2 separate regions of the Homo sapiens genome follow, and region 1 is linked to region 2. Evidence: chromatin contacts called from ENCODE Hi-C or POLR2A ChIA-PET data. All regions are on one chromosome and are shown on one strand. Each heading gives the region's core, a stretch centred on a gene start or an enhancer-like site at or near the end of the contact. The rest is flanking DNA. Distances are from core to core; before and after follow the strand shown.

What was found. Hi-C counts contacts between places; a loop is a spot of excess contacts on that map. ChIA-PET counts read pairs that join two places held with the same protein, here RNA polymerase II (POLR2A). Pooled maps may share reads with other maps.
Region 1: a pooled map shows a loop between it and region 2 (8-fold over the local background). The contact joins the promoter of IFNAR1 here to the promoter of MIS18A-AS1 in region 2. A Hi-C loop is called at or near these places in 4 of 50 pooled maps. POLR2A ChIA-PET finds 5 or more read pairs at or near these places in 2 of 52 experiments (PC-3 and activated CD4-positive, alpha-beta T cell).

Annotation. Positions count from the first base shown.
Region 1 is chr21:33,323,511-33,326,487 of GRCh38, reverse strand. IFNAR1 (interferon alpha and beta receptor subunit 1) reads right to left here and starts at 1,518. Exons shown (of 11, transcript NM_000629.3): 1 at 1,357-1,518. The coding sequence starts at 1,432. RefSeq lists cis regulatory regions at 1,529, 1,586-1,595, 2,086, enhancers at 690-1,591, 1,825-1,874, 2,095-2,304, 1,592-2,494 and promoters at 1,507-2,177, 1,531-2,814.
Region 2 is chr21:32,277,888-32,280,592 of GRCh38, reverse strand. It overlaps MIS18A-AS1 (MIS18A antisense RNA 1), which reads right to left and starts at 1,388. Exons shown (of 1, transcript NR_046576.1): 1 at 1-1,388. MIS18A (MIS18 kinetochore protein A) reads left to right here and starts at 1,544. Exons shown (of 5, transcript NM_018944.3): 1 at 1,544-1,912. The coding sequence starts at 1,579. RefSeq lists enhancers at 1,131-1,350, 1,294-1,793, 1,794-2,295.

The sequences.
Region 1 (2,977 bases), core at 269-2,768, 1.0 Mb before region 2:
GGCTCACACCTGTAATCCCAGCACTTTGGGAGGCTGAAGTGGATTGTTTGAGGTCAGGAGTTCGAGACCAGCCTGGCCAACATGGCAAAACCCCATCTCTACTAGAAATACAAAAAATAGCCGGATGTGGTGGCGTGCACCTGTAATTCCAGCTACTCAAGAGGCTGAGGCAGGAGAATCGCCTGAACCTGGGAGGCAGAGGTTGCAGTGAGCTGAGATCACGCCTCTGCACACCAGCCTGGGCAACAGGCTGTCTCAAAAAAAAAAAAAAAAAAGTATAAATAAAAATGTCTTCCCATATTTTGGACAGTTTTCTTAGTCTTGGGTCCTAGAATTGCATTTACTAGTTTAAAAAGTATGACTATTTTTATGACTTCTGAAAGACTGAGCAACATTACAATCTCATTGAGATAACATTTCATTGAGTTTTGAACATGATTATTTCTTTGGGAAAAAAGTAGGTAGTTAAGTAAACCAAAAATAAAATTCTAAGCCCCCCAACAATGTGAATGGACCTCTCCTCTCAACAAATGGCATTCCAAAGTTAATCTGAAAAACTAGTTCAGGCCTTCCACACTGACCATGTCAATTACAAGCTTATCTTCTCAGGTGCAAAACAAAGTCAAGACTCCATCTACCCAGAGGCATCTGCATAACTGACTCCCTTTACTCTCTTTTTCTCTTCAAGACACTCATGGTATCTTAAAATACAGATTTCTTGGGCACTAACTAAATTCTCACAGAACTATTTGCCTTACTGCCTTCCTGCCCCACCTCCTGAAAACCTCTGGAAAACCAGTCACAGACGTGTTTGTGGCTCACGTTTTTCCCGGATGCGCCCTGAAGCAGGCTTAGTAAACCTCGAGAACTGACAATTATGCTTCAGTCACTCCGACTGTCATTTTTTATTGGCCTGTATGAATCCTGAGGGCAGAGAAATCCTGGCCACACTTAGCTCACTCCCCCGTGGGACTGGGCGCCTATTCACCAGATTGAGGAAATGCATTTCGGGAAATGTTTTGTTTATTATCAAACAGACCAGCGGAGCCGCGGTACTTTCCCGGAAAGAATCAAACTCGACACAAAGCTCTGGCACCGCCATTTCACGGGGGTGGGACCCGGGCGCTCCCGAGGACCCGTACACGGCCACAGGCAAGCGGCAAGAGAGGACCCAGAACACCACTTTCTCCTGGTTGATTTGCGAGCCCAGGTCGGGTTTAATCTTTGGCGCGGCAAAGTGGACCGAAGGTTTCCCAGACTGGGCGTCTGTCGCCCCCAACAGCATCGCCGCCCCCGTAGCCCAGCTGCGTGCCCTACCTCCCGCCCTGCGCCAAGACTCTCCTCCCCGCCTCTCACCTGCGGCTGCGGACAACACCCATGGCGCCACGGCGACGAGCACTAGGGTCGTCGCGCCCAGGAGGACGACCATCATCTGGGAGCCGCCGCAGATCCCACCAGTTACATGTTCGCGCACGCGCAGCTCCTCTCAGCCGCCATCGCCCCGTCCTAAGTCACACCGCCCCTCTGCACACGCGCTGCCCCTCTTAGCTCTCACCGCCCCTCTACGCACGCGCCGCCTCTTCTGACACACACACCGCCCCTCCGCGCACGCGCCGTTCCTCCACGCACGCGCCTTTCCTCCTAGCTAGCACCCCTTCTCCAAGCTCCCATTGCCCCATCCTAATTGCAGCACCCCTGTGCGCGCGCGCCTTAGAAATCGCAGGCCTCCTGCATTCTCTTCTTCCTCACTCTTTCCGGCCTATGGCCGGTCTGGAGCACTTCACCATCGCATTCCAGGACGACTCCCCCTCACAGGAGGCCTTGACCTTCACAGGATCGCGGCACACACCTGCGCAGACCCAGCGACTTTGGAGTTCCCGCGTCTCTTCCCCATGTCTGCAGTCGGAGGGCGCGGGTGGGCTCCTGGTCGCGGCCCGGCGCTCTTCGTCCTCGCCCTTCTCCGCCCGGGGCGCTTGCTGACCCTAGAGTCTTGGACAGTGGCGTTGGGAGTCCCCAGCGGCCTGGGAACCAGATGAGGCTGGAAGGAGGAAGTGGCTGAGCGACCAGACCGTTGCTGTGTGCAGAGCGAGAGCGGGGCAGAGGCGGTCGAGCGCTCGTTTTCCGGGCGACTTGGCTGAGGGGCGAGATGGTCCCTTGGAGAGAACAGCCACGGGCCCTGGGCCGAGGGGCTCCAAACAGCAGTCGCTAGGCTGTTTTGGTCGTCGGGCTTTATCAGTAAACAATTCGAGCCCATGGTTCGAATGATTATTTAATTAAATTCCTCAGTAATAGATCCAGTGCATTGTGAAAATATGCGAAATAAAATTTAAATGATGAGATAAAATAAGGAATCAAATACTTCGTTGTTATAACAACCAAGCAATTAATTAGCAATTACATAATTAAATGAATGTTTGTAAAGAACAATGCAATGGAATATATATGTATTCCATCTATATATTCCATCTCTATATTCCATCTATATATTCCATCTCTATATCCCATCACTATATTCCATCTCTATATCCCATCTCTATATTCCATCTCTATATCCCATCTCTATATTCCATCTCTATATCCCATCTCTATATCCCATCTCTATATTCCATCTCTATATTCCATATCTATTCCATCTCTATATTCCATATCTATTCCATCTCTATATTCCATATCTATTCCATCTCTATATCCCATCTCTATATTCCATCACTATATCCCATCTCTATATCCCATCTCTATATCCCATCTCTATATCCCATCTCTATATCCCATCTCTATATCCCATCTCTATATTCCATCTCTATATTCCATCTCTATTCCATCTCTATATTCCATATCTATTCCATCTCTATATTCCATATCTATTCCATCTCTATATTCCATCTCTATATTCCATCTCTATATGCCATCTCTATATGCCATATATATTCCATCTCTATATGCCATATATATTCCATCTCTATATGCCATATATATT
Region 2 (2,705 bases), core at 139-2,638:
GGATCGCTTGAGGCCAGGAGTTCGAGACCAGCCTGGGCAACATACTGAAACATCATCTCTGAAAAAATAAAGAAAAGAAAAAAAAAAGCAGAAGGAAGGAAGGGAATTCTATGGGTAAAAAAAAAAAGCCTAAATTATCTAAAGCATTTTCTTCCAGTAAGAAGGTGATTAACATGAGCATGGTGTGCCAGGGTTTACAAAGTATTTTCATGAATATTAGAAAACTCGATCCTCATGAACAACTTGGTGTAGTACTGAAGAAACAGACTCCATTTACTCCATGAAGAATTAGACTCAGGGAAGGCAAACAGCCTTTTCCACAGTTCCCTACACTGTTACTACCTTGTGGAGGGAGGGGTAAGTTAACCAGGACCACTGACTCCAAAGCTTTTGCTTTTTGCTAGTGGCTGTAAGCACTAAAATTGGAAGTACATTTACATAAATAGTTTATGCAACCAAGCAAAATAGGCAGTGACTTGGGGGACACCCAGAGCGTAGTAGGAACAGAGTAGGTCCTTGCAGGTAGCTTTCTTCCCAGGTATACCACCAGACTGTCTGTGGTGCAGCTGGCTGGTTCCCCGCCAGCTTTCCCTCCTGACCTACGGTGTTTTAGGCAGAGGCTGGCTTTCTGGGGCAGCTGAGGAAATCTGTCCTTATCATCAACAAGGGATGCTTCTTCCTTGCAAGGACGAATTGTTCCTTGATCCAAGCAGCAGGGACACTTCCAGGCTTTCCAGGGGCACTGCTGCTTCCTCAACTTTTTCCTTGCAGTGACAGCCTGAGTGATCCGGGGCCCTTCCCAGGGTCTCATTCCAGGGATAGCAGTGCGCAAAAGGACCCTGTGATGAGGGACTCCTCTATCCCCTTCCTTCTCCACTTCATGGAAAGGAGGTCCCCAGGAGCCGACAAAATAGAGCAGTGGTCATCAAAAGTGGAGCTGCTTATATACAACTATAATTAGTCCACTTACAAAAAAGAAGAAAAAGGGTGGTGGTCTGGCACAGTGGCTTACGCTTGCGATCCTGGCATTTTGGGAGGCCGAGTAGGGAAGATCGCTTAAGGCTAGGAGTTCGAGACCGGCAACATAGAAAAACTCCCCCCCCCACCCCCCAAAAAAGGTTGGGCTGCCAATACTGACAGCGTGGGCACGCCTAGGAGCTTGTTAGAAATGCAGATTCTCGGGCTAACCTGCTACCTGCTGAACCAGAGTCTGCGAAGATGGAACCTGGCGATCTGCTTAAGAAGCTCGCCAGGCGGTTCTTAGACACTCAAGCTTGCAACCCGTAACTTTCTCAGTGACGCTGCCCCTCCCACGGAAAGGGGTGAATAATCCTTAGGAAGACAAGCAAACAGGTCTGCATCATCAATTTCTTCAGGCTGGAAAACCTGACGCAGGCGCAGTGACTATCACGCTTGGCCAAGGCCGCACGGCGCGCATGCGCACTAGAGGCCGCCCGCCGTCCCGCCCCCTTCAGGCTTTTGCCCCTTCTCGGCCTCCGCCACCGCTCCCCGCCCCGCGCATGAGCAGCGGCGGTTTTTTTTCCCATGGCGCTCTGGGGCGCGGGCGATTTGTAGGTAATGGCAGGCGTTCGGTCACTGAGGTGTAGCAGAGGATGCGCTGGCGGCTGTGAGTGCGGCGACAAGGGCAAATGCAGCGACTCCTCGCTGTTGGGCAAGAGACTCTCCGAAGACTCGAGCCGCCACCAGCTGTTGCAGAAGTGGGCGAGCATGTGGAGCTCCATGAGCGAAGACGCGTCGGTGGCCGACATGGAGAGGGCGCAGCTGGAGGAGGAGGCGGCGGCTGCGGAGGAGAGGCCGCTGGTGTTCCTGTGCTCCGGCTGCCGGCGGCCGCTGGGCGACTCGCTGAGCTGGGTGGCCAGCCAGGAGGACACCAACTGCATCCTGCTTCGCTGTCAGTTGGGTCGAGCCGGGCAGGGGGGGCGTGGGGTCGCCTTCTTCCAGGGGTGCCGCGCGTGGGCGGCCCGGGAGGAGGCGGGGGCTCCTTGGGGCTGCCCAGGGACTTTAAGAGCAAAAAGTCTGAGAGTGTGAGCTGTGGCAGGAAAAGGGGAGGAGGGTCACCCCTCCACTTTGGCTCTCGGGCGGTGGGTTCTTTTCTGGGGTCCCCGATCCCAGAAGAGCAGTGGTTGAATCAGCATCATCGTGAGCATTACTCAGAAACAAAGGGCGACAAAGAATAACACTTTTAAAGACCCTAAAAAAAGAGAAACAAATGGTCAACTAGACTGTAAGCACTTGAGGTGCAGCCAGTACTATTACTCCCCATAGAAATTAGCAGGCTGTTGGTGTATCAGCGGATGCCTCTACAGCCTCCAGTGATAGAGCCGCAGAGTTGACGGAACACAGTGCTATAGGGAAGAAAGGGAAGGAAACTTGCAATAAAAGCACCAACAACCCCATGAAAACTGGCGAGGAAGGAGGATGTAGCAAAAGAGTTCAGAAGAAGGCAGGAATTAGTTTCTAATCCTGGTTCTAGCAGTTACCTCTTACCTCTGTTGTTCCACTGTTCCCTCATTTTGATGTTTTTGCAGTATTTAGGGATAAAGTGGTTCACATATTTTTTATGAATTGGTGTAAGAATGGCTGTTGTTTTTGGATTGTGATTTTTCAAGATGAAGTTTTTTCTGTCTTTGAATGCCGTAAATGTTCCGATGGCAGTAATTCACCACCGGCTTATCGACGTTTCT